2 separate regions of the Homo sapiens genome follow, and region 2 is linked to region 1. Evidence: chromatin loops called from intact Hi-C (ENCODE). Cell type or tissue: lower leg skin. All regions are shown on one strand. Each heading gives the region's core, and the rest is flanking DNA. Links, peaks and the distances in the headings are about the cores only.

Evidence for each region. Peaks named below come from ENCODE experiments on the same cell type or tissue, not always from the same donor. Only the 100,000 strongest peaks of a DNase experiment are listed, where the experiment ranks them.
Region 2: a loop joins it to region 1, with 19 times the contacts of the local background. A loop is called at or near these places in 65 of 110 quality-filtered maps.

The regions. Positions count from the first base shown.
Region 1 is chr18:5,859,280-5,875,471 of GRCh38, forward strand. The region is part of intron 4 of MIR3976HG (MIR3976 host gene); the gene reads left to right. Among named protein-coding and RNA genes, the nearest start is that of MIR3976, 27 kb to the left of the region's middle. RefSeq lists a silencer at 9,166-9,215. In lower leg skin, for the core only: no CTCF peak of the experiment used is centred there; a DNase peak (open chromatin) is centred at 9,127.
Region 2 is chr18:6,875,613-6,891,804 of GRCh38, forward strand. ARHGAP28 (Rho GTPase activating protein 28) reads left to right here. Exons shown (of 18, transcript NM_001366230.1): 10 at 519-596; 11 at 6,525-6,687; 12 at 11,545-11,627; 13 at 14,276-14,473; 14 at 14,818-14,931. Among named protein-coding and RNA genes, the nearest start is that of LINC00668, 46 kb to the right of the region's middle. In lower leg skin, for the core only: no CTCF peak of the experiment used is centred there; no DNase peak of the experiment used is centred there.

The DNA of each region.
Region 1 (16,192 bases), core at 4,936-12,935:
TATTTCTGCCTTCATTTCGTTATTTACCCAGTAGTCATTCAGGAGCAGGTTGTTCAGTTTCCATGTAGTTGAGTGGTTTTGAGTGAGTTTCTTATTCCTGAGATCTAATTTGATTGCACTGTGGTCTGAGAGACTGTTTGTTATAATTTCCATTCTGCACATGTACCCTAGAACTTAAAGTATAATAATAATAATAAAATGGCATATTGAAAAGATTCCCTTTGCAGCCAATAACAAGACAAAGATGCCCTCTATCATATGTTTTACATTATATAGGAGAGTCTAGTGAATACAATGAGGTAAGCAAAAAAAAAAAAAGTATGTGTTTGGAAATGAAAATACAAAACTCATTATTTAGAGATGATAGCATTGAAAATTCAATTAATCTACAGAAGTGGCTGTAATTAATAAAAGCGTAGGAAGGTTTCTGAATGCAAACTCCATATATGAAAGTTAATTGTATTTCTACATACAAGCAACAATCCGTTAGAAAATTAAACTATAAAATATATCATTTATAACAGTAAGATTAAATTACTTTGCATTTGTCTAATAAAATATGTGTAAGTAGTACATGGAGAAAAGTATAAAACTTTTTATTGGAAAATGTTAAAGATAGCCTACATAATGAAGACTTTTTTTTCCAATCAGGATGAGTTATTCAATACATGAATAGAGATCATACCAAGTTAAAAAGCTTCTGCACAGCAAAGGAAACAACTAGCAAAGTGAAGGGACAACCCACAGATGGGATAAAATATTTGCAAACTACTCATCTGACAAGGGATTAATAACCAGAATATGTAAGGAGCTCAAGCAACTCTATAGGAAAAGAATCTAATAATCCAATTTAAAAATGGGCAAAAGCTTTGAATAGGCATTTCTCAAAATAATACAAACAAATGGCAAACAGGCATATGAAAAAGTGCTCAACATCACTAATGGATCATCAGAGAAATGTAAAATCAAAACAGCAATGAGATATCATCTCACCATGGTTAAGATGGCTTACATCCAAAAAACAGGCAATAACAAATGCTGGCAAGATGTGGAGAAAAGGGAGCCCTTGTACACTGTTGGTGGAAATGTAAATTAGTATCACCACTATGGAGAACAGTTTGGAGGTTCCTCAAAAAACTAAACATAGAGCTACAATGTGATCCAGCAATCCTTCTGCTGGATATATACCCAAAAGAAAGGAAATCAATATATCAAAGAGGTATTCACACTCTCATATTTGTTACAGCTCTGTTCACAGCAGCCAAGATTTGAAAGCAACCTAAGTGTGCATCATCAGATGAATGGATAAAGAAAATGTGGTACATACACACAATGGAGTACTATTCAGACATAAAAAATAACGAGATCCTGTCCTTTGCAACAACATGAATGAAACTGGAGGTCATTATTGTTAAGTGAAATAAGCCAGGAACAGAAAGATAAATATTGAATGTTCTCACTTATTTGTGGGATCTAAAAATTAAAATAATAGAACTCATGGAGAGAGACAGTAGAAGGATAGTTACCAGAGGCTGGGAAGGGTAGTGGGAGACCAGGGGGAGGTGAGGATGGTTAATGCTACAAAAAATAATTAGAAAAAAAACAGCAAGACCTAGTGTTTGATAGCACAACAGGTTGACTATAGTCAAAATAATTTAATTGTACATTTTTAAATAACTAAAAGTGTACAACTGGATTGTTTGTAACACAAGGGATAAGTGCCTGAGGGAATGGATAACCCCCATTCTCCATGATGTGATTATTATGCACTGTATGCCCTCATCAAAATAGCTCATGTACCTCATAAATGTTAATACCTCGTAGGTATTATTAATACTCACAAAATTTAAAATTTTTTAAAAATAGTGTTAAGAAAACTGGTTATCTACATAGACAAAAGAAGAAATTGGATTCCTACTTTCACCAAACACAAAACAATTTCCACATAGATTAAGAGTAACACGTACAAATCAAAACTATGCAATTTTGAGAAGATAATATGGAAAAATATTTTAATGACTTTTTATGTCTTGAAATAGGGAAGAATTTCTTATACAAGACACAAACTGCAAAGAAAAGCTTGACTATTTTGATACTATGAACTCATGGTTATAAAAAGATGTCAAAAAGGGAGTGAAAATACCAATCACAGACTCTAAAAAGAAATTTGCCACACACATAATAGATGAGAAAATGTTATCCAGAATGCTTAACTCCTACCTAAAAGGATGGACGAAGAACATGAAAATGCATTTCACAGAAAAAGAAATACAAAAGATTATAGGCAAATAACAAGACACTCAACTTTATTATTAATCTGAGAAATTAGAATTCTTACCACAATATTATTTTATTTCTCATCCTTCAGACTGACAAAGATAATTAAAACCCAGATATCAAGTATTGGTGAGGATATGGAGCAAAAGGAACTTTCATCAGTTTATAATAGGAGTGTACATTTGTATAATCACTTTGGAAAACAATGCAGGCTGCTCTGCCTTATGGAGTGGCCATTGTTTATTCATTTACTTTCTTAATAAACTTGCTTTCACTTTACTGTATTGATTTGCCTCGAATTCTTTCTTTTCTTTTCTTTTTTTTTTTTTTTGAGTAGCAGTCTCAGTCTGTTGTCCATGCTGGAGTAGAATGGCGCAATCTCAGCTCACTGCAACCTCTGCCTCCTGGGTTCAAGCAATTCTCCCACCTCAGCCTTCCGAGTAGCTGGGATTATAGGCACCAGCCACCATGCCTTAGTAGAGACAGGGTTTCACCATATTGGCCAGGCTGGTCTCTTGGCCAGGCTGGTCTCAAACTCCTGACCTCATGATCCACCTGCCTCAGCCTTCCAAAGTGCTGGGATTACAGGTGTGAGCCACCATGCTCAGCATCGAATTCTTTCTTGTGTGAGATCCAAGAACCCTCTTTTGGGGTCTGGATCAGGACCCCTTTCCAGTAACATTTTTCTGGCAAACCATGAGGGGATTATATTTAAGATACCTCTGACCCAAAGGAAAATCATCTGCATGCAACACCAATTGACTGGCTTTGGCTGTGCCTGCTTATTAGGCCATAGGAAATGCATGCTTTCCTGGCCCTGTTCATCCAAGGGCTCTGCCCTGAAGCTAGTAATTCAGTTAAGAAACTGGCAAACCAAATCCAACAGCACATCAAAAAGCTTATCCACCACAATGAAGTTGGCTTCATCCCTGGGATGCAAGGCTGGTTCAATATATGGAAATCAATAAACATAATCCATCACATAAACAGAACCAATGACAAAAACCATGATTATCTCAGTAGATGCAGAAAAGACCTTCAACAAAATTCAACAGCCCTTCATGCTAAAAACTCTCAATAAACTAGGTATTGATGGAACGTATCTCAAAATAATAAGAGCTATTTATGGCAAACCCACAGCCAATATCATAACTGAATGGGCAAAAACTGGAAGCATTCCCTTTGAAAACCAGCACAAGACAGGGATGCCCTCTCTCACCACTCCTATTCAACATAGTGTTGTAAGTTCTGGCCAGGGCTATCAGGCAAGAGAAAGAAATAAAGAGTATTCACTTAGGAAAAGAGGAAGTCAAATTGTCCCTGTTTGCAGATGACATGATTGTATATTTAGAAAACCCCATTATCTCAGCCCAAAATCTCCTTAAGCTGATAAGCAACTTCAGCAATGTCTCAGGATACAAAATCAATGTGCAAAAATCACAAGCATTCCTACACACCAATAACAGACAAAAAGAGAACCCAATCATGAGTGAACTCCCATTCACAATTGCTACAAAGAGAATAAAATACCTAGGAATCCAACTTACAGGGATGTGAAGGATCTCTTCAAGGAGAACTATAAACCACTGCTCAATGAAATAAAAGAGGACATAAACAAATGGAAAAATGTTCCACACTCCTGGATAGGAAGAATCAATATCGTGAAAATGGCCATACTGCCCAAGATAATTTATAGATTCAATGCTATCCCCATCAAGCTACCAATGACTTTCTTCAGAATTGGAAAAAACTACTTTAAAGTTCATATAGAACCAAAAAAGAGCCCACATAGCCAAGACAATTCTAAGCAAAAAGAACAAAGCTGGAGATATCACACTACCTGACTTCAAACTGTACTACAAGGCTACAGTAACCAAAACAGCATGGTACTGCTACCAAAACAGATATACAGACCAATAGAACAGAACAGAGCCCTCAGAAATGACACCACACATCTACAACCATCCGATCTTTGACAAACCTGACCAAAACAAGAAATGGGGAAAGGATTCCCTATTTAATAAATGGTGCTGGGAAAACTGGCTAGCCATATGTAGAAAGCTGAAACTGGATCCCTTCCTTACACCTTATGCAAAAATTAACTCAAGATGGATTAAAGACCTAAATGTAAGATCTAAAACCATAAAAACCCTAGAAGAAAACCTAGGCAATACCATTCAGGACATAGGCATGGGCAAATATTTCATGACTAAAATACCAAAAGCAATGGCAACAAAAGCCAAATAGACAAATGGGATCTAATTAAACTAAAGAGCTTCTGCACAGCAAAAGAAACCACCATCAGAGTGAACAGGCAACCTGCAGAATGTGAGAAAATTTTTGCAGTCTACCCACCTGACAAAGGGCTAATATCCAGAATCTACAAAGAACTTAAACAAATTTACAAGTAAAAAACAAACAACCCCATCAAAATGTGGGCAAAGAATATGAACAGACACTTCTCAAAAGAAGATATTTATGCAGTCAACAGACACATGAAAAAGTTCATCATCACTGGTCATCAGAGAAATGCAAATCAAAACCACAATGAGATACCATCTCACTCCAGTTAGAATGGTGATCATTAAAAAGTCAGGAAACAACAGATGCTGGAGAGGATGTGGAGAAATAGGAACACTTTTACACGGTTGGTGGGAGTGTAAATTAGTTCAACCATTGTGGAAGACAGTGGCGATTCCTCAAGAATCTAGAACTAGAAATACCATTTGACCCAGTGATCCTATTACTGAGTATAAACCCAAAGGATTATAAATCATGCCACTATAAAGACACACGCACACGTATGTTTATTGTAGGACTATTCACAATAGCAAAGACTTGGAACCAACCCAAATGTCCGTCAAAGATAGACTGGATTAAGAAAATATGGCACATATACACCATGGTATACTATGCAGCCATAAAAAAAAGGATGAGTTCACGTACTTCGCGGAACATGGATAAAGCTGGAAACCATCATTCTCGGCAAACTGTCACAAGGACAAAAACCAAACACTGGATGTTTTCACTCATAGGTGGGAACTGAACAAGGAGAACACTTGGACACAGGGTGTGGAACATCACACTTGGGGCCTGTTGGGGGGTGGGGAGCTGGGGGAGGGATAGCATTAGGAGAAATATCTAATGTAAATGACGAGTTGATGGGTGCAGCAAACCAATATGGCACATGTATACCTATGTAACAAATCTGCACGTTATGCACATGTACCCTAGAATTAATTAAAACAAAAAGAAAGAAACTGGTGAATGAAAAATTATACAACTACTGTATCCTCTTCTGTCTGTCTATTTGTATGTGTTGTGTGTGTGCTGTTTATATGTGAAAGAGTTTTGATTAATTGGTTTAAAAGTAATAAGAGCTTAAATCACATATTTTGTCAGACAAAGAAAAGCTACAGTGTCTTTTGGTTCATCTGACTTTAGTAAGCTTTGGGAAATAAAGACAGTTTTAAAGGTTATTGGTAAAATTAAAATGTCTTCAAAATTTAGATATTTGGTCTAAATTAGGCAGGTCAGATATTAGGTGTCCTAAATGCTTTAAGGTCATAAACTGCTTCTTTAAGTTTTAAAAATTGTTCAGTTTACCTACTTTGGAGTATTAGATTCTAGATAAGGCCTGGGGACATGTGGAGTTAGCCATACCCCCTAGCATGTTGGAAAGAGTCAGGCCTTATCTGCACTTTTGTCTGCTGTCCTAGGCTTCACACAATTGCTTACTAACCAGATTTTTCACCAAAAGTAAACGTTGCTAAGAGTTAACATTGTAACATGTATCTGAGACTACTAGAGAAACAGTTCTACACACAAGGCATGTAAGGAAAGCAGAATATACTTTTAGTAAAAGACTATAAGAAGCCAAGGGAATGTGCATTTCCTGCTTAAGTTTAGAGAGTTAAAGGATTGTTTTAAGTGAGATAGAAAATATCTAAACGTTTGAACAAGTTGTGGAAGGTTTATAAAGAATTAATTGTAAAAGAGATTCTGTGTGTGAACATATTTGCTAAAGTTAAAGGGGTATTACTCACTTTTTCTGTAAATTGAATATTAAAATAAAAGCAAATATAAAATAAGATAAATAAAATTAATTATTAATTAATAATAAACAATAAAATGATAAAATAATAAGATATAATATATCATATTAATATAATACAATATGTCATATTATATGGTATATAATATTAAAATATATATCACAATAAATAATAAAATAATAATAATAAATAAATAAAGGGGTTTTCTTAGAACACTGATCTGCTCTTTAATGAAAATTGTAACCGGTTATAAAAGGTTTATGAGAATCTTACCTTATGCTCAAACTGATTAAGATTGGATAGATTTGTCTATAAGATGTTATTAAGAATTCGGGTTGACATTAATAGTACACTAATGCAAAGGGTGAAATTTGGCTTATTTGGTATAAAGATCACACAGGAAGCATTGTCAAATATGAAATGCTGTTTGGCTTTCTTTGAGCTGATTTGTATAAATATGTTACTGATATGTGTTCCAAAATAATGGGAAACTCCTATAATTCTGATATGATTTAGTGTGTGTTATCATTAATAATTATAATTGTTACACAAAATCATTGTATGTCACAGAGGTAAAAAAGAAAAAAAAAAACAGTGTAGCATTGCCTGGTAAATAGAACATATGTCTACCCTGGGGTCTGCAATTTCACTTCTAGAAAATCCTGCACATATGCACTGGGAGACATTCTCATGGGGGTATTTATCATACCAGCATGAATGAATGAATATATATATGTGTGTGTGTGTGTGTGTGTGTGTGTATGTGTGTGTATATATACATGAGTATATATATATATACACACACGTGTGTATGTGTGTATGTGTATCTATACACACATGTGTGTATATATGTGTGTGTGTATATATATATAATGCTACCAGAGGTAATCCAGATATCTAACTCAACACAACAGAGAGATACATTTTGATATAGTCACAGAATGAGCTACACACTGAAGAAATTGAATAAACTATGGCTTCACACAATAATATGCATGATCTCAAAACATAATGGAGAGTGCAAGAAGCAAATTCACAGAGGAGTCAATTTAGTGTGATGGCAATTTTGTAAATTCAAAAAACCAAGACTAAACAATACATTGAAGAAGCATACATGAGTAGGTGATAAAATGAAAAAGAAAAGCAAGTTAATGAATAAAACTCTCCAGTTATACTGAGATTGTCAGGTTGGATGTTTTAAAAATCCAGCTATATGATATTTACAAGAGCCATATGTAAAACACAAAGGCATTTTAAAAAGTTGAAAATAAAGGGATGAATACAGACTCAGGGAAATACTAGACATTGTCCAATTCCTGTTCTCTGCCTAGCTTGGCACTAAATATCTAATTCATTTAATTTTCTCTATCCTAAAAATGTAGATAATGTTCTCATTTTTATGGATAAGGAAACCTAGAGTAAAGTGATTAAGTAACCTACCCATAGTTTCCAAACTGGTCACTAATAGAAGTGCTGTTCACACCCAATTCTCTTTCCACAGCACCATGTTGCTCCTCCTCGGACACAGGCTGATCCTATCTCAGCATTCTTGGAAGGCTAAGAGAGAGTAATAGAAGAACAAAACTGTGTCTGAAAATGTAGGGCTGCATGGTTGCTACACCTATTGACACAAGTGAGGGATGGACATAAAAATGCAAATAATTAAAAAGGCCTTTTTGACAGGAAAGAGTGGCTCCTACAGCCAAGGTGAGTCTATGGACCAAAAAGAGAGGAGTAGGAGAAGAGGGTGTTGATGCGCAGGTGGCGGGCATACAAATGGACTCTGGCTTCTCTTCCTAGGGCAGCAGTGCTCTAAGCTTTTGGCATCAGAAATCTTTTACACTCTTAAAAATTACTTAGACCCTAAAACGCATTTGTTTACGTGTATGTAAAATAGTGTATTCCAATTTAGTATATACTAGTATATCCCATACTATGTTAGAAATTAAAGCTGATACTTTTTAAAACACAAGAATACACAACATACATTCCATTAGCCTTCTGCTGAGAGTATAATGTGTCATTTTTAGAAGAAATTTTGGTAAGAGATGTAAAACCATTAAAATTCATACCTTTAATCCATGAATCCATCCAAGAGTCTAGCATAAGGAATAAGGAAACAGTCCTATGGCGTGTGTGTGTGTGTGTGTGTGTGTGTGTGTGTGTGAGAGAGAGAGAGAGAGAGAGAGAGAAAGAAAAGAAGACAATTTCCAAAGGAAGCAACAATACGACGACAGTAAGGGATAGATTGAATGTACCTGGTAATATAGAGTAAAATGCTTATGTTGCATTCTGGTTATGCCACTTAGGGAAATTAACATCGATGTCCTTATCTATAAAATGGGAATAATTTTAATACCTACTTCATATGGATGCTGTGCATATACAATGAGATTATCTATGCCAAGTACTAACTACAGTTCCTGGCATGTAGTAAGTGCCCAATAAATGTTAAATATTTTTGCTACCATTGCATGTGAAATACTATTCAGTTGCACAAGCAATTAAAATAATACAGAATTTAAATTCATTTACACGAAAACATATTCATGGTTATTAAGTAAAATGTTAACAAGACAGCGTACACAACCTTCTATTTTTGGAAAGAACAAAATTTATCAAAAATTCTGCAAAGATATACATATGTTGTCTAACAGTGAGGATTACAGGTTACTTGTATATTTTTTTCTTTTTTGTATGTTTTTCTTCTCTGGCGGTAACTTGTGTAATAAAACGTTTTCCTTAGGAACTGTACGGTATCATGGCTGACACAAGAGGGCGCAGTAGGACTCTTGTGAGTTTTTCCTGGCACTAAGGCCGAGGGTGTAACCCTCTGTGAGCTGTCCAAGGTCTGAAGAAGGCAAGAGCCTTAATCCAGAACACAGAATGAAAGAATAGTTGTTTTCCACCCCCAAACAAAGTAACAAACAAATATGTGCACATTAGGAGCTACTGAAGCCAGGATCTCAGCTCAGATCATTTTTATCAGATTCTCTAGAGATGGGTCTAGAGAAAAAAAAAAAAATCCCAGACTATTCTAATGTGTAGCCAGGGTTGAGAATCCCTGACGCATGAGGGAACTGAAAGCGACCTGACCGCAGGTGCCATGCGTAATTGGCAGGGGCCATGCTGGTCTCTTTCATTCCCTCAAAGATCTGGTTCAACTGCCGGCGACTCTCCATGTGCCTCCTGCTCCGTACTCACATCAGTGAGCCTCCTTCCCCACTCGGTAGACTCACCTGGGAAAGACACTGACTGCCCTGCCTCCTCCACCCACCCCTGAAGCACAGAGCAGGGCTGGAGCAGAGGCGCTTGAGGCTACAGTCAATCGTGGTTCACTCAGCTGTTTTGCAAAACGATTGCCTCACAACACAGAGGCCTCCTTATTCCACACTGCAGTCAGCCCCATCCCGGAGGACGCTCATTGTTGATGATGAAGCACCTCAGCCCCAGATTCCCCTCAGCCAGCTTTCAAAAAGGTTCTGCTCTTGTGGGACAGGACGTTGGGGTGGAGGAAGCTCTGCACCTGATTTCTTACGCTGCACAATTGTGGGCCGGAGTAGAGAACTAGAGCTTCTCAGGAGGCAGAGAGGAGAGGAGAGAGCTTTGTCAGCCCCTGCAGGGCTGGGAATCCTCTGCCCGACAAGAGTGCAGAAGATACCTGTGCTCCTCTTCACTCCCAATGTCCTTCAGGCCACATTCGAGCGGGTCCTTGGCATCTTGCTGAGTTTACAGCTCACAGGGGTGTGAGCGACTGCAAAGGACCATCTTCTAGTGCTTTTGGGTGGAATCACAATCTCTTTGGGGTTCTCCCAAGGACTGAATGTGGAATGCAAGAAGGATACAACCACAAAATGACTTACCAGGGATTTCCATTCTTCACTGTGATGCTTTTCTATCCTCTTCTCTTCCCCTAAAGACATCCCAGTCACTGCTGACTCAAGACAAAGAGGAAGAAGTGAAAGCAAGACCCAGTGGTAGTTAGAATATTTTCACTAGTGAAGAGAGATTTTCCCAGAAATTCCCACACAATGTGATTGGTTGTGTCAATGGAGGAAAAGGAGCAATTGCTTTACATGCTGCATTCTTGGGGCCACTTCCATTGGGCCTATTAGAAATATCTGATGACCCATTGCTTAGGAAACACTGGGGAAATTAAGCTCTATCCACACTCAAGTTATCTTTTATTAGAACTGTTTCAGTTATCTATTGCTGTATAGCATGATGACCCACATTTTGTTGGCTTAAGACAGTCATGTATTATTTCTCACTATGCTGTGGGTTGGCTGGGGGTTCAGTCGGCTGACCTTGTAGGTGTATGTGGGACAAATGGGTCTTTTAATCTCCTGGACTTTCATCTTGGGCTTCTTTCTGGTATGATGGTCTCAGGGCAGCATCCCCAAGGGGCAAAAGCAGAAGCTAAAAGGCCCCTTGAGATTTCAGCTCTGGCATTTGAACATGACACCCACTGCATTCTAGTAGTCAGGGCAAGTCACAGGCAGGAATAAATTCCATTCCTGATGAAAGAAGCTGAAAAACATTTGCGGCTATCTTTAACATATCACAGCATTTCTTATCCTGAACACCAGTTGACATTTTGGGCCAAATAATTCTTTGTTGGGTGGAGGGGAGAGGGCTGTCCTGTGTATTATGGGGTATTTAACAACACCCCTGGCCTCTACCAATTAGATACCAGAAGCATGAGCAAGTGCACGCATGCACACTTGCACACACACTCACCAGCTGTGACAACCAAAAATGTCTCCAGACATTGCCAAGTGTTCCCTGGGGGACCAAAAAATCACCCCTCATTGAGAACCGCTGATCTGTGATAAGTGTGGATTTATTTTAGGTGGGAACTCTGGTACTTGGTATCAACACCTACCTTTTCAGATCAACACTGACTCAAATCTGCTTGAATAAATTTATATCCCCACGTGGATTAACTTACTTGGCTTGAATAATAAGTTCACATACCAACTTGTGGGTGGACTCCATACTTCTCTGCTGAGGAACAGGAAGTCCATCCCTCATCACTGAATGTGGACACGCATGAGCCTTAGGAAGCAGTCAGCTTTTCTTGTTTTGTTTCCCAAAGTTACATTTACTGACTTGTATCTGGCTCCATGAGGCCAGGACATGGTCATGGTGGTCAGTTCCAAAGAGAAGGAAACGAGGTTACATACGTGGATGAGAATGGAAGAGGCATTGTGCAATTTGTTGGGATTTATCTCGCTTTTGTTCACACACAAAAGAAAAATCCATCTCCTGTGCCATTCCTCAAGTCACACAGTTTTGGGGTAATATTTGTGGAACAGCATTCCCCACGGATGCTCTTTATTATTTAAACAAATCATTCTTCCCAACAATTATTCATTTTCAGGTTTTTCTTATATTTCATTGTTCTTCTCTCCCAAGTATGTAAGATGCAGTAATCATTACAAAATAACAGGAAATCTTAATATCTTCAAATGCTAGATGTGTTCTGGCTTGAAAATATCATGTCTGCCCATGCTATAACCACTCGGCATTTCTCCAGTTGGTTAGGGCCATTTGTGATGATGATAATCTCAGCTGAGAGGTGTTGCTGACACCATTATTTCTTGAAAGAAACTGAAGGACCCGGCTTCTTTGTGTTCAGAAAGCATCTCATTTTGTTGTCTCAGTTCTTTGATGTTGCCAGGAATCATTGAACTGTGAGAAGCTGAAAGAAAATTTATATTCCACAGAAATAATATTTTTGCTCAAAGCGGGAGCACAACATTGGGGTAGAACTTTTGTTTCTGGAACTGGACACACATGGAGAGACCGACGATGAAAACCACCATGAAGACTTTGTCAAAATATTTTGTCCCATGGCCAAGCCCTTTCACTGCTTACCTTATCAATAAAGGGCTCCAAATATTTATTTTTTACTGAGAAAGAAACTGAATTTGAGGAGCTGGCACCAGGTTGCACAAGTTATCTGTGATGCTGACACAGTTACAGCATTGCCTTCACAGGTCTGATGAATTGCTGCCAGATTTTAATTGGAACGTACACATGAAAAAGAGAGACTCTTTTGACTGTCTATAAATAATCACAACAGCAGAAAAGCAGCAGCTATAGAAATAGTTACAGAAAATAAGAACTTCCCTTTGAAAACTGCAGGCTTTTTCAACTCTTCCTGTGGGTTCATCTCTCTGCTTCCTTGTACCTGGAATTATCTCCAAATCTAGGTTTTCCATTCTGTCCATACACTATGTGCTCACATCTGTTTTTTTTTTTTTTTTTCAGTATTAGTCTATTTAGGCAGTATTTGCTTTGGTTTTCAGAAGTTCTGGTGCATATGATTTAAAACTTTATTTTCAGTACATATTGGTTTAGGTTCTTAACTCCCATGGGACACAGCATGCAGGAGAACTGAAATTGCTAAACAGGTGCTCTTTACCTTCTCAGGGGTTCTGTGCTGCACCCACATGCCATTCACCCCAGCTGTAATATATGTGTGTGAGGTCAAAGGGGTTAAAAGTGGCTCCTCAAAACTCACATACCATTATAATACTTGGAGAACTCAAGGACCTATGCCAATGAAAATATGTTGATTAAAATTAAGTTAACATTTAAAGATCTCCAGGCCAATTCAGAGGCCCTGATCTTTCAGCGAAGTGTGGGCTTCAGTTTTGCACTATGTGCTTTTCGAGCAGGTAAGGAGTCTAGCCTTTAGCTAGTTGAGGTTATTTGATCCAAACCAGCAGGTTAGGACATTCACACTATCAGCTCTCAACTCTTGGCCAGGAAGGCAGTTGTAGAGGAAGGCAGTTGTAGAAGAAGGTAATGAACAATCTCCACGCAAATCCATGTCTCAGGCTCTGTTTTCAATGGGTTACCAAGATGAAGATAGTCACTCCACCAACCAAAAGCTGTGGACTATATCACCCTCCCACCCCTACAGCACAACAAAGATAGAGAAAGCAGTTGATTTACACCCAGACAGAGAGGCCCACTTCCTGGGTAATAAGCAACTGACAGCAGGCATTTTGCATGCTGTCTACTGGAAGAAGCAGAGTTCCCTGGAAGAAGCAAAATTTTTAGCAGTGAATGAATGTGGGGATTTGCATTACATGCTTGAAGCAATTATAAGACCAAAGGCAAAGTCCTTTTTGCCATTGGTAGTGGAGACCCTCCTGCAGGGTGCAGAAAGGCACAGAAAAGGTGATGAGAGCTCTGGACACTACACCTGGATGATGAAAAAAGAATTCAGAGAGAAACAATTTACTTAGCCACAAATAGTTTTGGGAAAATTATCAGTATCAAAGTGGAGTCACCAATGTCAAATCTTAATACATGAAGCCAGGAGGCCATGAAAGAGGGACCTCCTGCACGCCTGCCTATGATGGCAGTTGTGCAAGGAATTCCTCAAAGCTGCAGCATTCCAGATAAGCCGGTTGCACAAAGAAACTTTCCTCACAACAGCTGCCTCCACCCATGAGCTAATGCCAGCTCCTGCAACAAGGCCCTGTAACCAATGGTTTGTTTCAAAACAGCTTCTGCGGACTCCTTTTTTTCTTAAGAGCTTTCACTTTCCCCATTCCACTTTGATGTGCCTATGGTCTGCCATAGCACACATATCTTTCATTGCAATCCCTTGCTCTTCCTGAATGAATTCTTTGCTTTGAAGAGTTGGTCTCTGTCACTCATTTTAGATTGACAGTTTAGAATTTCCCCAATTTTTATTAAGTTATATTTATACTGGAATTGTACTGCATGACACTTTTATGTGTGTACATGTAAGTATAACTATACTTATGAAAACTGGAAAGTCTATTTCATTCTCATACCATGAAATTTGATCAATCATTTTCAATCTTTTTATTGTCTTTATAAAGCCCTGAGTTAAAGAACTCTTTCAGGTATTGTTATAAATAAGTGACAGGGACAGGGAAGGTTTTGGTGTCTTCAATGAGAAGGTAGCTAAGCAGGAGGCTTCATGGAAGGCTGCCCCAGCAGAACTTATTTCTTTCTGGGTGTTATGGGCAGAATTGCATCTCCCCAAAATTCACATGCTGAAGTCCTAACCCCCAGGACTTTAGAATGTGATCACATTTGGAGATAGAGCCTTTAAAGGGCTGATTAAGTTGAAGTGGGGTAATTAGGATGGGTCCTAATCCAATCTGACCAGTGTCCTTATATGAAGGGGAAATTTGGACATAGAGACAGAGACCATGCCTCTGTGAGACCATATGAAGACACAGGGAGAAGATGGCCACCTGCAAGCTGCGGAGAGAAGCCCAGGAGAAAACAAACCTGCCAGATGCTTTGTCTTGGGTTTCTAGCCTCCAGAACTATGAAAAAAAATAATAAATTTCTGTTGTTTAAGCCACTTACCCTGCGGTATTTTGTTATGCATCCCTAGCAGACTAATGCACTGGGTATGCTCTACTTTATATTTGCACTCAAGGGGACGGGATCAGTGGGAAGAAAGTCACCCACAGGGGCTGTGATGAGGCTATCTTAACCTTGAACCAAGAAGGCAGAGATGAACTACATGATTCTGAAATCCCTTTAGCACCCTGGCAGTTGAGGTAAGTCTGAGTTTTCCCCATCAGTCATTGTGATGGAATCAAAAGGAGCATTGGATTTAAGGTGATTCTGATGACAGCTTCTCCCTCCTGTTTCCCTGCCCTCCCATGCCCCCAAGAAGGTGTTACACATTCATTTTTGTTGTTGATGTTTTTGTCCACTCAGAGTGACCTATCTCCTCATCCATGCATATTCCCTTGTCAGAGTTTTTGGAACCAAAAGATAACATTTTTGAAAAATGACTGATCAGCATTCATGGTAGTCTAGTGTCATGGTTCCTAATCTTGAGCATGTATCAGAATCACCTGGAGCATTTGTTAAACTTGTTAGAACACAGATTGCTGGGTCCCACCTCCAGAATTTCTGATTCAACAGTCCTAGGGGTAGGCCTGAGAAGCTGCATTTTGAACAAACTCCCAGGTGATGCTGGTGCTGCTGTTTCAAGTATTTTGAGAACCATCACCTAGGGCAATGGAACACAAGGAAACATTATTTGTTCACAATTCTCTGGCTCCAGCTCTAACCACCTTTACTCACCACAGCAGACAGAATAGGGGTGTGTGTGTGTGTGTGTGTGTGTTGTACCTGCATTTTAAATTAGGCCTAGGTTGGGGTAAATGTTGTCTTAGAGAGTTTCAGAAAAAGGTATGCTGCTGTGATTAAATTTTTCCTCAGATGAAGCTGCTGAGGAGGCCAACTCTATCCAGTAAAAAGACATTCTAAAAAATTCCATTTAGCAAACATTTGTCTTTAACGCAAATGAACAACAAACATACTATTTAAATTTTATTGGTTTTTTTCCTTATTGTGTGACTTTCTCTTAAAAAACCCTCAAAGGGAAGAAAAGTGTATAAGTACTACAGTGATCTGTAAGCTAATTATGATAATTCAATTTACATAGAGTTTCTATTCCTACAATTAGAAGCACTAAACTTATATTGAGCCACAGGAACAAAAAAAGGGCTAGCAGTGTCGACTCTTCTTATAGTAAAATTGAAGGGACAGTTCAAAGTGGTTTGTTCTAGAAGAGTTTTATCAATTATTATTTGAGTGACCATTGATTGTGACTTGGGAGTATTCTTGTGTGTGTGAAGATACTCAATAAATGTTTAGTCTTTGTTATGAGAGCAAGTGGTGTCAATTTGTCAAAAATTCCTAGAACAAAGGAATATAATTGTATTTATTACCAGCGAACTGCACACTTAAAATGGTTAAAATAGTAAAGTATATATGTGTATTTTACCCCAATAAAAATTAATAAATAAAATATTCTTGTTAATTGGGTGCTGAGTGTACTG
Region 2 (16,192 bases), core at 4,994-12,993, 1.0 Mb after region 1:
CACAATAAATGGTAGTGTTTATTACTTTTTTAACACCTATCACCATCCTGAGAACTCACGAAAGCTATTAATCTTTACCCCGTCTAAACTCCTTGATCAGACATCTAGAATTCCTATAGTTTCTTAGTCAGAGTGATTGCAACCAATGACAGTAGATTTAGAATCTCTTGTTACTGATCAGTCTGCAGAAAGAGTTATAGTAATCAGATCTTAAAAATGGTTAAGAGGCATGTATAATTTTAGAGTGGTTAAGAGCACGAACTTGAGTCAGTGCCGTTACTTACGAGGTTGATCTTGGGAAAGTTGTATAACTGCTATAAATCTCTACTTTCTCATTTGCATGTCGGAGGATAACGTTGACGTCATAGGATGGTTATGAACATTTAACACAGCATTCAAGTGCCAGGCAAATATATATATGCTTGGTAACTTATTGATTCATGTCATCATTGTTACTGTTTCATATGTTTATGATCATATAGAGGTACTTATTCTGGTAATATATCATTGCTTTCTAGTTTTTTGAGAAAGTTGAGGAATCAGGTCTGGAATCTGAAGGAATTTTTCGACTTTCAGGATGTACTGCTAAAGTCAAGGTACCGAACATTTTGTCTCTTCCTAGGTAGAGTTCTAAGCTAGCTAGACCCAGTTCACACAAGCATCGGGGATCCAGATATTTGTTGTTGTTTATTAGATATTATCACTTGGTCCTTCCTAGTATTCCTTGGTACCTGTGGTAAAATGTTTGTTCCAGAGTTTTTTCATGATCCAGAATTTTAAAAATCAAAACGGAAACATTAAAAAACCAAAAACAACAATGAAATAGCACATCAATTCACCATCAAAAACTGCTGCTTGCCTTTAGTTTGGAAAAAATGAAATAGCACATCAATTCACCATCAAAAACTGCTGCTTGCCTTTAGTTTGTAAAAGTTGAAACGTCTCACTGCTGTTTTGGAGGTTAAACACCTTAGTTTGTTGTGCTCCTCTCAGCCGTGGAATTCACTAAGCCAATGTTATATGAGTCTTTATTTCCATCATTCGTTGGTTTAAACATTCTTTGGCTCTCCCTTTAGTGAAAGCTCTTACAGGAATTTGTAGCAATGGCTATAACCACTAGAATACTCACTCAGCAGTTCCAAAACCCAGTTCCACTTACAGTAATGTTAACATCCACATCTAAAACCAGCTGTTCAGTGTGAATCTTATTCTTTTGCTTTCTTACTTCCATGAGGTGGCAAACTCTACAGTACAATAAAGCAAAGAACTGTTAGAAAAGAAAAGCTTTTCTCATAAAAATCCAGCAAAACATCCCACTGTGTCTGCGGGTAGGCATACACCATGGAGAGCTCATTCCTGTGGTTGGATCACTCCCTGTCTTGCAGATGTGAAAACCTGAGCAGTTTTAAAAGCTGGATCCCTGAGCAAACAGTCTCAGGGGCAGGGGAAAACCAATGTGGTAATGTTTATCAAAAAGACATTTGTAGAGGCAAAACAGCATCTCTTCATTAATTCATTTTGGTACATGCTTTGGGAAATTCTATTTGTATCAGTATCAGAGTTTTTATATAGAAGTGTGACGAGAGGTTTTTCTAAGTGGAAACTGAGAATAGATAGGCTGCGTCTATTGGATCCTCCAGAAAGCAGATGCTGAGATGGGTGAGGAGCGGAGGAGAGTCACGGCGGTTCTGCTTCTGCAGGATGAAAGGGGCAGGAACCAGGATTGGCTGGGGTGAGGCTCTAACCACGGTGCAGGTCAGACAATTCCTAACCATGGAGGAGCCGTGTGCTGGGCAGAATGGGCAAGGCCCTGGTACCCATGCCTCACCCCGTCGTGGGCTGGGGCTTCCTGCAGAAAATATGGCTGAGCCACATCCAGAAGGGGCCCACAGCTGGGAGAGTCGGCTACCTGGGCTTTTGCACGTGAGGGCAAGGTCTTCCGTGAAGCGAGGTCGGAGCAGGGCACCAGGGCATCAGGGCTCCGGGCATGTTGAGGGGTTACGGCTTCCCTGAGAGTGGAGTTGGCTGAATGCTGGCACAAGTTCTTGTGGAAGGCAGGGAAATGCCCAACGGCTCCTTAAGGTTTATGCTTTCTAGGGTGCATCTGCTTTCTGTCTCCGTTTCTCGTGTGTTTCGTTCTTACATACTCTTCTAAAAAAATGTATCCTACAAGTAAGGATGAAAACCATTACTTATTTTGGTTAAATCTTTGGTTATATCTGCAGAGTCAGAGAACCAAAATGAAAGAAAGAAATTTCCTAAACAGAAACAGATTCCATCTCTTGAAACCTCTGTCCATAATTGGGAAACTGTATTTGCACATATTCTTACTGGTTCCTCTGTGTGTGTGTGTGTGTATGTGCATGTGTGTGTGTGTATGTATGTGCCTGTGTACACATGCATGCATGGGTGTATAACATGCATAATGCATATGATTTAAATGTCCTGTTTCTAAATCACCGAAAGGAGAAAACATTACAGAGCATTGTCCAACAATGATAGACTGGATTAAGAAAATGTGGCACATATACACCATGGAATACTATGCAGCCATAAAAAATGATGAGTTCATGTCCTTTGTAGGGACATGGATGAAATTGGAAATCATCATTCTCAGCAAACTATCGCAAGGACAAAAAACCAAACACCGCATGTTCTCACTCATAGATGGAAATTGAACAATGAGAACACATGGACACAGGAAGGGGAACATCACACTCTGGGGACTGTTGTGGGGTGGGGGGAGGGGGGAGGGATAGCATTGGGAGATATACCTAATGCTAGATGATGAGTTAGTGGGTGCAGCACACCAGCATGGCACATGTATACATATGTAACTAACCTGCACATTGTGCACATGTACCCTAAAACTTAAAGTATAATAAAAAAAAAATTACAGGGCATTTCTTATGTGCACAAAGTTTAACGTCATAGCAGCAGCTACCTTTCTTTGGCTAATCTTCCACTGAAAAATGCTTCTCAAAGGCTAATCGTTCCTTCAGAAAGTTATTATAGGCACATGCATTCCTGAACCACATACAGGTCAGTCTTTTTTCTCCCCTACCCAGTTTTATGTAGTTTCAGCCTAATTTATTCCATCACTTATTAGTGGAAAATGTAATCCAGATGTTTTCATGGTTTGAGCCCTAGGAAGGCCAATGTGAAAGAAATCTGGGCAAGTGAACAGAAACCGGGAAACACTGCCGTTAGAAAGACATTGAAACGTGATGCATTAAAGGGTTCTTTATTCCTCTCCTTTATTCAAACTTTTTATTTAAACTACCTCCTTTTTTGTAATTCATCCACTAAACTACTAAAAACTCCATTATAATTATCCTCGGATTGAACCAAGTCGATGATACCAGCCCTGTGGTCCGCTAGTGTATCATTACTGTGAACGGTCTGGCCTGGCTTTGTGCTTTAATTGCTTGGGGAGGCTGACAGGGGAGCAGCCCTGGGAGGAAGCTGCTGGTTTTAGCCAAACAGGGAACACGCAGCTGTGGAGCCAAGTCCCAGACTTGAGGCCTCAGCTCATTTGGAACCAATTTAATGCTTTGGTTGGTGTTTGCAATGATTTTCTTTTCAAAAATGACAGAAATTTGAGCCAAACACCGGGGAATATATTTTATGGAAAGAGGCAGACTGTTTGACATGCGAGATTTTCTTTTTTGACTAGTTTGAATCATTCCAAGGCTGTTCTAAATGTTTTATAATTACCTCACCTGGCTTATTTAGGCTGGTCATTTGCATTTGTATAAAACTACCTCCAAAATAGAGGCACATTGCATTTTTGCTGAAGGGAGATTTAATGACAAGACTTCTCATCCTTGCCTAGTCAGGGGTCAGAAAAACAGGGCTTCTGAACCTCTAAGTGCTCCCCATCTTTGGCAAGGTAAACTCATACCCGGCTGACATGGTTTCACATTGGGGCCACCACAGAAATGTCAGCTCTGTTCAGAACCAAAAAAAGACATTATTTCTCTCAGTGTTGCTTTATACTAGCCATCCAGACAGTATGACGCGGTATTATTCCCTAAACAGTCACGCCGCATACGCGTGGGATTCCCATAGTAATGACACTGCAGGTTAGAATAGACCTGAGAGTGGGGGAGGGGCGAGCAGCCAGTGCGGTGTTTATTGAGAGCTGTCAGCATGGCAGGCCCTGCCCTGTGAGCTCTACATGATATTATTTGTTTTGATCTTGGGAATGTCGTTTTAATATTCCATTGTACATTGAGAAGCTTGAAGCACAGACCATAACCTAGTCAGTTGCTGAGTTCGGATAAAAGCCTAAAGGATCTGGTTGTAGCACCTGCCCTTGACCCTGGTGCCCTGTTGCCCCTTAGGTGACTGGGAACTACTCACAGGTTAGGACGGCCACATTTGTGATTCAGATAGATTCCTTTGCAGAGGTATGTGGAAAATGAATTTGAATTCTTCTCCTCTCGCTGGTGCTTCCTGTGCACTTGGAAAACAATGTCCCCTTTGCTTTACTGCAGTGGTACCAGGCGACTGATGGGAAATGCTTACTCCTCCTCCTGTGTTTTTCCTGTTAACAACACTGCCACCTGCCCATTACAAATCAGATGGAAATCGTCTTGGAAAATCATCTCGGATGATTATTTCTCCCTTTGAGTCTCATATTCAATCCATCACTGATTCTTGAGAATTTTCCCTCCTGGGCATTTCTTCAATGCCTCCTCTCCTTTCTATCCTACAACTGTTTATCCAGATTAGTCCTTAGTTATCCCTCCCTGGAAGTGGTGCTGTGGCTTCATAACTGGGTTCTTTGCCTGTCACTCGCTTCCACCCACCCGACCTATGCCAAGCTCCACGCTCCCCCAAATCATTTTTCCATCTGGCTGTCAGAAAAGACAAATCTACCCTTGCCATTCCCGTGCTTAGAGATGTTCCAGGCTGCCTCATTGCCTACAGCGTGAAGGCTAGTCCCCTTAGCACTGGCGCTCGCTGCTCTCCAGCCTTGTTCCTTGCCCTAGATGCGCCAGCAAGGCTGAATGAACTGGAGTTCCCCAGACACACTGGATCTGCTGGCATTTGTATCACTGCTTGAGCAGGATCCCCTTCTATTTCCTATTCCCTGTAATCCTCAAGACTTGCCCCTAGCAGAGTTTGACTCCTCTCTTTCCTGGCTGCATAGCACCAATACATGACTTTTCTTATAGCATGTGCACTCTAAATGAGTCGTATCAGCTCATGAAATAGTCCCACCCACTAGATTACAGGACACCGAAAGGCAAAGAATGGATCTCATGCATCCTCTTTTCAGAGCCCACTCTATCTCTTTCATTTTAGGGAGAACTTTATATTTATGCTTAAGGTTTTGTAAAGTGTATTTATCACCAGAGGGTTTCTTGATTAGCCAAAGTATTCCTATAAGATTGAAAGCTTCTCCAGGGCAAGATGGAAATCTCCTTTTGATCTTATCAGTAGAGGTTAGAGGGTGCATCAGAATCATGCGTATCTCTGCAAGAAACTTGTGCTGCCAGGGACCTCCAGTTTTCAGGCTCTGGGAGCCAAGAGAGTGATTATGTCTGGCTGGTTAATGAGCTAATCCTTATTAGGAAAAGGTCAGATGTGCACACTGACTCTGGCTGTGCGTGCTCAAGGCCAGAAGAATTAGGCTTCTCATGAGAATAAAGCAGAGGTCTTAAAGAAACAGAGCTTTTAGAGTTCCCTTTCTAAGTATCTTTTCTGGAGCAGTTAGTGTCAGCTGGGAGACTGACTATAACTGCTGGCATTATAGGTAAACCTTGTAGTTCAAAGGAGCAGTGAAAAATGAGTTTGCCTTTGAAAAGAAACATGAAGCCTGAGTGGCATTGATAATCAGATGAATTCATAATGTAAAATTTGTTAGCCAAGTAGAACTTACGGAGGCTTAGAGGTTTTTTTAAAAGTATTTGCACAGTGTTCCAAACCTTACAAAGGATTGGGCAAGCATGCAAACATGTGGAAGGCATGTGTCTGTCTTGGAATAAAACTTCGCTGTCACTGCTCCAGGAAGATGTCATAGGTTTGCATGTTGCAGCGAGGTCAGAGTTACTTTATTGGGATATTTCTCATTCTGTTTGTGAACTGGCTGAGAGGCAAACCTTCTTGATCTAATTTAGAAATAGAAGAGAGGATGGCAGAAGGGATTATGAAAAGAGGGGGAACGGAGACTTTGTCAGAATCTAACAGTGTATTTATCATGTGGGAATAGTGGTATTCTGCCAAAACCACAGAAATGAAACTGTGATCAGAGTAGAGAACTTCTATATTTGTGTAGAATTAGAAAATTATTTCAAGATCAACATTATTTTTTAAATATTTTAGAAAATTGTTTTTAAAAATTCATCCTCACATAGCTATTTGCCTTAATCATGTTGAAAAAAAATTACTCTTGGTAGACATTACCTTACCAGTCTGTTTACAAAAACAGTTTATATAAGAACAGTTTTCGAAGGGGAAAATGGGGTCAGGTGGTAAAAGTGCATTGAATACTGACTGTTTTCCTTGATTTACAGCAATACCGTGAAGAACTTGATGCCAAGTTTAATGCTGATAAATTTAAATGGGACAAAATGTGCCATAGAGAAGCTGCAGTAATGTTGAAAGCGTTTTTCAGAGAACTACCCACCTCTCTCTTCCCTGTGGAATATATACCTGCCTTCATCAGTCTAATGGAAAGTAGGTGGAAGACGTTATATGTGAATACGCTAAGATATAAGGTCAATAAAGTGAGAGCAGAAGAGAGATGCTGAATCAAATGTGCTCATGTATAGATTTGCTGTGTCCTGACAGTGCTTGGTGGAATATTAAGTTTGATGGCAAACAGTCACCTACTTACATACTTATATACTTAAGCCTGGTTTAGGGTTTTATAATCATTAAAAGGCAGAGGGGTTTGCAGAAAGACCAGGCTCTTGAGATTTGGATTCCTGTGCAACCATCTGTTAGCCATGCAATCAAACCTTCTGAGCCTCAGTTACTACATCTGTAAATTACAGATAATAATTACCTGTCAGGGTTGCCGTGGATATTGAATGAAGTCATTTAGAATAGAGCCTGGTGTGTGATAATGCATCAAAAAATACGACATCACTGCCTTTCTTAAATCTGAGGTCCTAGGTCTGATGATGCAGCATGCAATAAATACTTCACAGAAGATAATATGTCTCTGAAAATTACAAAGTCACATCATGTTTCTGAAAGTTACAAAGTCATATAGATTAGGCCTTTAAGTGAAGTATGTGGGCAAAAGCACAAAAATTATAAAGTGTGTGTTGTAATTGACAAGGAATCATTTGGCATGGTTTGAGCATAAAGGTTGAATATTGTGGAGGATGTAACAAGAGAAAAGTTTGGAAAAGTAGAATGGGGGTACATAGTGGGGGCTTTAACTGTTAACCTGGGGAGTTCAGGCATTGCAAATCTAAATATGTATGAGCATGCTAAGTAAATGTTGATTCTACATGGACCAAAAAGGTCTGTGTCCAAACTGAGAGGACACACCCCATCTAGAGACATTGACCACTGCTTGGTTCTCCGTAATGGTTGCTGTGCCAGACTGAGAGCCAAATCCAGGCTTTAATGCGAAAACTCTCAATTTGAGAGTGTCAGGCACTAATTTTTTTTTTTTTTTTTGAGACAGAGTGTCGCACTGTTGCCCAGGCTGGAGTTCAGTGATGCGATCTTGGCTCACAGCAACCTCCACCCCCGGGATTCAAGCGATTCTCCTGCCTCAGCCTCCTGAGTAGCTGGGATTACAGGTGTGCGCCACCACACCTGTCTGATTTTTGTATTTTTAGTAGAGACGGGGTTTCGCCATGTTGGCCAGGCTGGTCTCAAACTCCTAGCCTCAAGTGATCTCCCTGCCTCACCCTCCAAATTGCTGGGATTACAGGCGTGAGCCACCACACCTGGCCCAGCCACTAATTTAAATTTTAAAATGTTGTGTGAACTTAACAGGTGATGTCTGTATCTGCCATTGTACAACCTTCTCAGGTTGGCCAGAACTACAATTTCATAAAAATTACAATGAAAGAAAATAATAGATCCTAAGTTGTATGGCAAAATTTGTCCTAAAAATTATGTAGGTTCTAAATCTTTGAATGTTTTAACTAAACCAGATTCATAAAATAATCTTTTGTGTCTTGAAAGAAGAGAATATTGTAGGCAAGGCAGTCATTTTCTAAGCTTTAATTCACATGCTGTCCGTGACCAGTATCTATTTTCTTTGTAAGCTTACTGGGTTTTTTTAATGAGAAAAACTTGCTGAAAAAGAGAGAAGAGCTACTAATTTCCTTCATTCATTTTTGTTTCAGACATTGTATTTTTTCAGTTCTAGAATTTTCAGTTGGTGCTTTTAAAATACTTTCTGTTTTTCTGTTGAGGTGACCTATCTTTTCATTCATTATAATCATATTTTCCTTCACATCATTGAGCACAGGTACAATAGCTGCTTCAAAATCCTTGTTGGCGGCCAGGCGTGGGGGCTCACGCCTGTAATCCCAGCACTTTGGGAGGCTGAGGTGGGCAGATCACGAGTTCAGGAGATCGAGACTATCCTGGCTAACAAGGTGAAACCCCGTCTCTACTAAAAATACAAAAAATTGGCCAGGCGTGGTGGCGGGCACCTGTAGACCCAACTACTCTGGATGCTGAGGCAGGAGAATGGTGTCAACCCAGGCGGTGGAGCTTATAGTGAGCCGAGATCGTGCCACTGCACTCCAGCCTGGGCGACAGAGCAAGACTCTGTCTCAAAAAAGAAAAAAAAGTCCTTGTTGGCAGTTCTAACACCTGGGTTATCTCAGGGTTGGTCTCTGTCTTCTTTGAGAATGGGTTACACTTTCCTTGTTACTTTGTATGTCAAGTAAATTTAAAGCTTATTCTGAACATTATGAATATAGTCTTTGGAGACTATGGATTCTGAAGTATTTCTCCAAAGAATGTTGTTTGGTTTCTTTTACTATTGTTGCTCTTTTAAGCCGGCAGTTTGCTTGACTGGACTCAAATTGCCAGTGGTCTTTTGGGCAGGAGCTCAACTGTGTGTTCAGTTGTTCAATCCTTCGCCGTGTTACCCCACACACGCATGGTTTGTGGGTCAGCCAGAGATTTGGGTGAAGTTTATACCAGAATTAGGACCTTCCATCTCTGGATCACTCATTTGTTTTTGTTTTTTGGTAGTTTGAATTATGCAAGGAGGATTCAAACCTCTAATTCCAGATCTGTTCAGAGAATCATATTTAAGAAGGGTATATGAATATATTAATTTTCATCCTCCAAAATATTCAATCCTTGTGTTCAAACCATGCCAAATGATTCCCTGACTGTCAGTTACAAAACATACTTTATAGTTTTTGTGCTTTTACCCAAATACTTCACTAAAGACCTAATCGGTATGACTTCGTAATTTTCAGAAACACTGTGTGACGTTGTAATTTTCAGAGACCAATTATCTTCTGTGTAGCATTTACTGCATGCTGTATCATCATTACTGCCTATCTGACTACAGCCAGTACATTTCACTGAAGGGAGAGGTTCTGAGAAATATCCTGAAAGGGTTCACAAAGAGTCCACATTCCTTCGTATGACTTTGAAAGTGAAAAATACTATATTGCAGGTGGTTGATTTGATACCAGCGAACCCTGCAGGAAACCCAGAGTTCTGGCCTGCTACCAGCAGGAAATAATGGCCTTTTTGCCACCTAAGTAAGCTCTAGTTGTAACAAGATTCTCTGAAGGGGAGGATTGTGAACAAGCGCGTGTGTGTGTGTGTTTAAGCTGTCCCTCTCAATACCCTCAAATGGAGCTCAGAGAACACAGAGCCTTTTCCACTAATGTCGTTACTTTCTCTTTTCAAACTTGGCCCCAAACTTGACCGTAAAATTAAAGGACTAGTATCATCATCAATCAAGCCTCAGATGCTTTCATTACATGCTTAATAACTTTCTGGGGAAATAATGACCTCAGGAAAGAGAATACTTGTGACGGGGATGTATTAAATGAATTAACTACAAAACTATTAATCACAAAACAGCGTTGGGCCAGGTTTCCTAAGTAAAATGAAAATGGATTATTTGCCAAATTAAACTTAACTTAAAAGAGCTTCTTAATTTCTCTGAAGTTAATGGAAACACAGTGGTCCCAAGCCTACATCTGCATCTCTTGTTTTTTTCTTCCCCAGAGTTGTTTTTTTTTTTTTTTAATTGCGTTGGAAGATTAGAGACAGTCCTCAGCCTGCAGTTTATGCACTAACATTATGTCTTGTCTGCCCCTAAATGCTTTGCACTGAGACTTGCTCTTAAAGTTTCTATTATTCAGGCAAGCTCACAGCAATGTGTATTTGCTCTTTTCAGTAACATCCTGGACCTGCGTCATTATAAATTTGATACAAGTTATCCACAAATCTACACATGGATTTTTCTTCAACAATATGATCCTCCCTCTCTCCCCATATTGCTTGGTTGTATACACTTGTCATCTACTCCTGAACTCTAGCACGCACAGCTCCAGTAACCTACTAGCTTGTCACAAGTGTTTCCACTGCTATACAGCTCAGTTAACTTCACCAGCAGCTGACTGCCTTCCAGCCATTGAATAGAAATAGATTTTCCTTCAACTTGAGAACTCCCCAGAGATTCCAGAACATAATGCTTTCCTCCAAGAACTCCCCACCAAGACACCATTTTGAAGAAAATACAGAGGGACAAAGGAAAGCCTAGATTCTCTGGTGTATTCTAAATTTTCAGCACAGCTGGTCGTGGATTATCCAGCTGTGGATGGAATCCCTGAGTATAAATGCCAACCCTCTGGCGCCATCTTGTGTCATTACTGAGGAAGAAAATACTCAACAATCTCCAAAGATCCAACTACAGTCATCACCTTCCCTAAGTGTCCATGGAAGATCTAGAATAAGTGTCATAGATCATAAAAGTAAGAGCAAATATGTAGAAAGATAACTATGTACAGGTACTGATTTAAACACTCTACATGTATTAACTCATTTAATCCTCATAACAGCCTGTGAGGTAGATACAATGACTATTCCTATTTTACAGATAATAAAGTAGATGCAACAGGGATTAAATAACCTGCCCCAGGTCACACAGCGACTAAATAGTAGTCCAGGTTTGAAACCTGGTTCTAAATCTGTGTTCCTAATACTTATACTTTTCTGCCTCATTATATGGAAGCAAGGTTTATTTTCTCTTGTATTGAGTGAGCTTCACTTCTATTTATAGTATTAAAGGAAGGGAAGGTCTGCGAAAGTACTTTGAAAGGGAAGTGCTATCCAAATCCAGAATTATTCTGAGGATCTCGTTGGCCACCTGCCTCAACAATGGCATCATGGGATGGGAAAAGGGAGTTGATGGACAGAGGCTCCTGTCCAAGTGAACAAATTTACATTGCTGGGCACAAAACCTGAGTCTTTACCACCAAAAGCTGTCAGGAGCCCTCCTGTGCCACCAGATGCTAGCAAGAAATGCTGTCAGGATGCATCAGGGCTATTTAAAATGTATGACTATTTCTGTTTTCTTGTTAGGAGGGCCTCACGTCAAAGTACAGTTTCAAGCCTTACACCTCATGGTCATGGCGCTGCCTGATGCCAACAGAGATGCAGCTCAGGTACGTCGTGTCCACCTCACAGCTTGTCCTGGGGCTCTTATTGCTCAGAGGACATGGCTCATATAGGAAAATGAAAGTGGAGATGACAGCTCACTGAGCCACCTGAGCATGCTGCAAACACACGGCCTTTCTGTGCTCCCACTGCCCTTCTCCTGAGGAAGACAAGAAAGAGTGGAGATCTTGGTATCTTGTTTTTTTTTTTTTTTTGAGAGACAGAGTTTTGCTTTGTCACCCAGGCTGGAGTGCAGTGGCACGATCACAACTCACTGCAGCGTTGACTTCCCAGGGCCAGGTGATTCTCCCATCTCAGCCTTCCAAGTAGCTGGGACTACAGGTATGTGCCACCACACCCAGCTCATTTTTTGCAGAGGCAGGGTTTTGCCATGTTGCTCAGGCTGGTCTCCAACTCCAGGGCTCAAGTGATCCTCCTGCCGCAGCCTCCCAAAGTGCTGGGATTACAAGTGTGAGCCACCACGCCCGGGCGGTATGTTCTTAAACATTTAAGTTTCATTCACTCCATTCATCCCAGAGATGTTGACTGTCTATCCTGTGTCAGGCATTGGGCAAGGTGTTAGGAGTAGAAGAGGCAAAAATGAAGGCTTAAATAGAACAATGTCATAAGTCAATAAGACCATTATGTAACTTGTAAAATAGATTCTATAATTGCTGGTCCTCAACTACTCACATTAGTCTGGTGTACTGAAGTGGAAAGAAAACTCTGATGAGCGTCCTCAGGGAGGAATTTGAAATCACTGGTTTAAATTTCTAGCATGTTCACGTTTTTAAATTTGTGAAAATAATTCAATTTAAATAGTTCTAGAATTTCAGAATTTTAGAGATCATCTGATAGAATTTGGTCATTTTACATATTAGGAAAATGAAGCAGAAAAGTGGTTTCTCCACTGATATATAGTAGAACATTTGATAGAATCATATTCTATAGTTTCATCCCCAATTTTTCTCTCTTTATTTCACATTCATTCTTTGCTGTATGTTGGTAAAAATCAAAGTTTCTCTTGCTCTCTGGATAATCATTCTATATACAATAGGAAATTTGTTTTAAGTACAACAGGTATTTGGAATCTTTGAAATGAAATTGAGATAAGGATGAGTTGAAAAGAGATGGTAATTTTGAGGCCAGTAAACATAATGCTGAAAACAAAGATGGTTCTTAGTGCTGCCTCTTATCAGACATTTCAGTGTGGTAAGGACCTTCCTCCTACACAGCGAAAATATCTATGTCAATTATAATATATGTCGGTCATATTAGATGTATCCTTGAGGCAAGGACAGAGATCAGCTATGACATAAAAATGTCCTTTTCTAATATAATTCAATAATTTTTCAAAAACTGAAAATTTATTAGCTTGTTTTTTCGCTTTGTCTACAGAGTGTTCTTTTATCAAAAAAAAATTCATCTGTTATCAAATATCTGAGTCAAAATGTCATCTACCCTTTCATACAACTGAGGATGCAGCAATTATCAAATAATTCAATACATTTCTAACAAAAGGTCCCCCCAGAACATCACGGGACTGGTGAGGATGTTACACACATGCACTGTCTCTCTCTCTCTCTCTGTCTCTCTAATTTTTTATTCTAAATTGTGACTGGAGCTAGGATTGCAGCTGGTGTGGGTTAGAGGTCAAGAACTCTAGCTGAAGAATTGGTTCCCTTCGTTCAGATCCTGGCTCTGCCACTTAAGCTGAACAAAGCTGCTCAGCCGCACTCCACCTCGGTCTCTTCATCTGTAAAATAATAATAGTACCTACCTCACAGGGTTTGGAATAATGATGAGTGAATATATATAAAGTACTAAGAGTAACGCCTGGCTCACAGCAAACCCTCAAATGAATGTTAACTATTATTACTATTTAGTGCTGTTTTTCTCATTGCAAATACTGTACAGTGGAATTCAAACTTGGAAAACCAAAGAGCACTTCTTTTGGGGATTTCAGTCGTCTTGGTGAATTTAGTATTTATACTTTGATAGCACAGCAAACTTATATTAAGCTTTCTCAATTCTTTATTTTTTTTAATGCTTAGAAGACCTGCACACAAACATTTGCTTTTGGCCAGCTGTCAATTTCAAAGTTGAAAAGCAATAGAAAAATAGCACCCAAAAATTCAATTTTTTTATTGTTTAGTTGAGTTTACATTTGGGCTGAGGAATGAGATACTTATGTTGTTTAAATGAATTTTCCTTTCCCTAGGAAATTGTAAATAGTTTTCAACAGCAATGCTTTAAGTTAAGGGTATTTTTCAGAATTACTTTTCTTCCTTCACAGCAAAACAACCTTTCGTGTTTATTGAACTGCAGCATTTTCTCTTCCCAGTTTATATTTAATTTTAACATTTGTCAGACTCTTTTAGGATAAAAGAAAAGAAAATGCAAACCACATTTATAGAAACTGCAATATAATAAAATCCATTAAAATGGCTACTTTCATGAAGCAGACAGTTGAATATACTGCTCACATTTCTTCTCAGTACTTTTAACCAGTTAGAGGGGAAACATGGTACGTTTAACCATTCTATACTTCTGACAGTTCTCTGGCAGCAGAGTGAATGGGAATAGAATGAATGATAGCAATCAGGGGCACTTTTGACAGTGTACAATTGTATGACACAATGCTGTTTCTTCTTAGGCCCTCATGACATTCTTCAATAAAGTGATTGCCAATGAATCAAAAAACCGAATGAGTCTGTGGAACATTTCTACAGTGATGGCACCAAACCTTTTCTTCAGTAGAAGCAAACACTCTGATTATGAAGAATTACTGTTAGCAAACACTGCGGCCCACATCATCCGCCTAATGCTTAAGTACCAGAAGATTTTGTGGAAGGTGAGTGACATAGTGATGACAGGTCCCCCTCAGAAGTCCATGTCCCCAGGAAACATAAAGCCTCCATGATTGGGCAACTCCCTTGGTCATAGGGAAGAAATATGAGAAGATAACCCCAGGTGGCTGTGACAGCCTTACACCTTCTGGAAGGGCTGCTCTTCAACACAGTTTCCCTTTGAAACAGGGATCCACATAATTTTTTCTAAACTTTATAAGGACAATGCCACCATTCCTGGCTCCAGGATACCGAGTGACTGGGAGGAGTTGCCATGCCTGAAGACAATCTGCTAGGGAGTTTGAATTCAAGTGTTTTCCATCCAGTCCAAGCTATTTTTCTTCTCCAGGTTCCATCTTTCTTAATCACTCAAGTAAGAAGAATGAATGAAGCCACGATGCTATTGAAGAAGCAGCTCCCAAGTGTCAGGAAGCTGCTCAGGAGGAAGACCCTCGAGCGGGAGGTAAGACAGCAAATGAGGCATGGCGATTGTCCACTGCCTAGATTTGTACTCCTCAAAGGGGGGCACAAAGTAGCTTGTCATTTAGAACCAAGCATTTTATATTCTCAAGGATCAGGGAGTGTTGTAACTATAAACATCATGGAAAGTGGGTCCATAACAGAGTACCGTGGCCTTTGCATCTTGTTGAGAGTTATGTGCTTTTTGGTTAAAGTTCTTGAAATATCTCAGTCAGGAAGATTGTTTGATATCCCACCAGAAAGGCTAAAATGGTTCTCGCAAAAGCTGAAAGTCAACATTTTAGTCCCTGTCAACTTGATTTAAGGGCAATCCAGTATCCAAATGTCTAATACTTGGGAAAAGAGATTTCTTCATTGATTGGTTAGTAAAGGAATAGCTAATCCTTAAATTATTTTGTGTAACTTCATTGCATTCCAAGGAATTCAGAGTTTTGTTTTAACACAGTTATTTGTGTGGAGGCACATAATGCCAACAAGTTTTAGAAGAATTAACTTTACTGCTTTTATCTAACTTGAGGATGATCACAAGTGCCAGACATTGCATTCAACCTTGAGGAGGATGTGGAGATACTTGAAATTTACTTTGCCCTCAAAGGAACTTACACCTAATGTGGGAGACAAATGTATATGAGAGCCCCAGGGGCCCAGTAGGGAAGCACCAGGCCAGCTGTGCCAGGGCCATGCAGAGGACAAGGAATGTGCTCTAGCGTGGGAGACTGTGGATGGCTTCATTGAGGATGCAACATTGGAGCTACATTTTTTTTTTTTTGAGACAGAGTCTTACTCCTCTGCCTCCTGAGTTCAAGTGATTCTCCTGCCTCAGCCTCCCAAGTAGCTGGGACTACAGGCATGCGCCACCATGCCTGCCTAATTTTTGTATTTTTAGTAGAGACAGGGTATTTTTAGTAGAGTAGGGTTTCACCATGTTGGCCAGGCTGATCTTGAACTCCTAACCTCAGATGATCCGCCTGACTCAGCCTCCCGAAGTGCTGAGATTACAGGCATGAGCCACTGTGTCCTTCCTGGAGCTACATTTCTTTTTATAGAGTTGGAGTCTTGCTCTGTCACCCAGGCTGGAGTGCAGTGGCATGATCATAGCTCACTGCAACCTCGAACTCCTGGGCTCAAGTGATCCTCCTGCCTGAGCCTCTCCAGTAGCTAGGACTACAGATGCATACCACCATACCTGGCTAACTTTTTAAAAAAAATTTTGTAGAGATGGGGGTCTTGCTGTATTGCCCAGG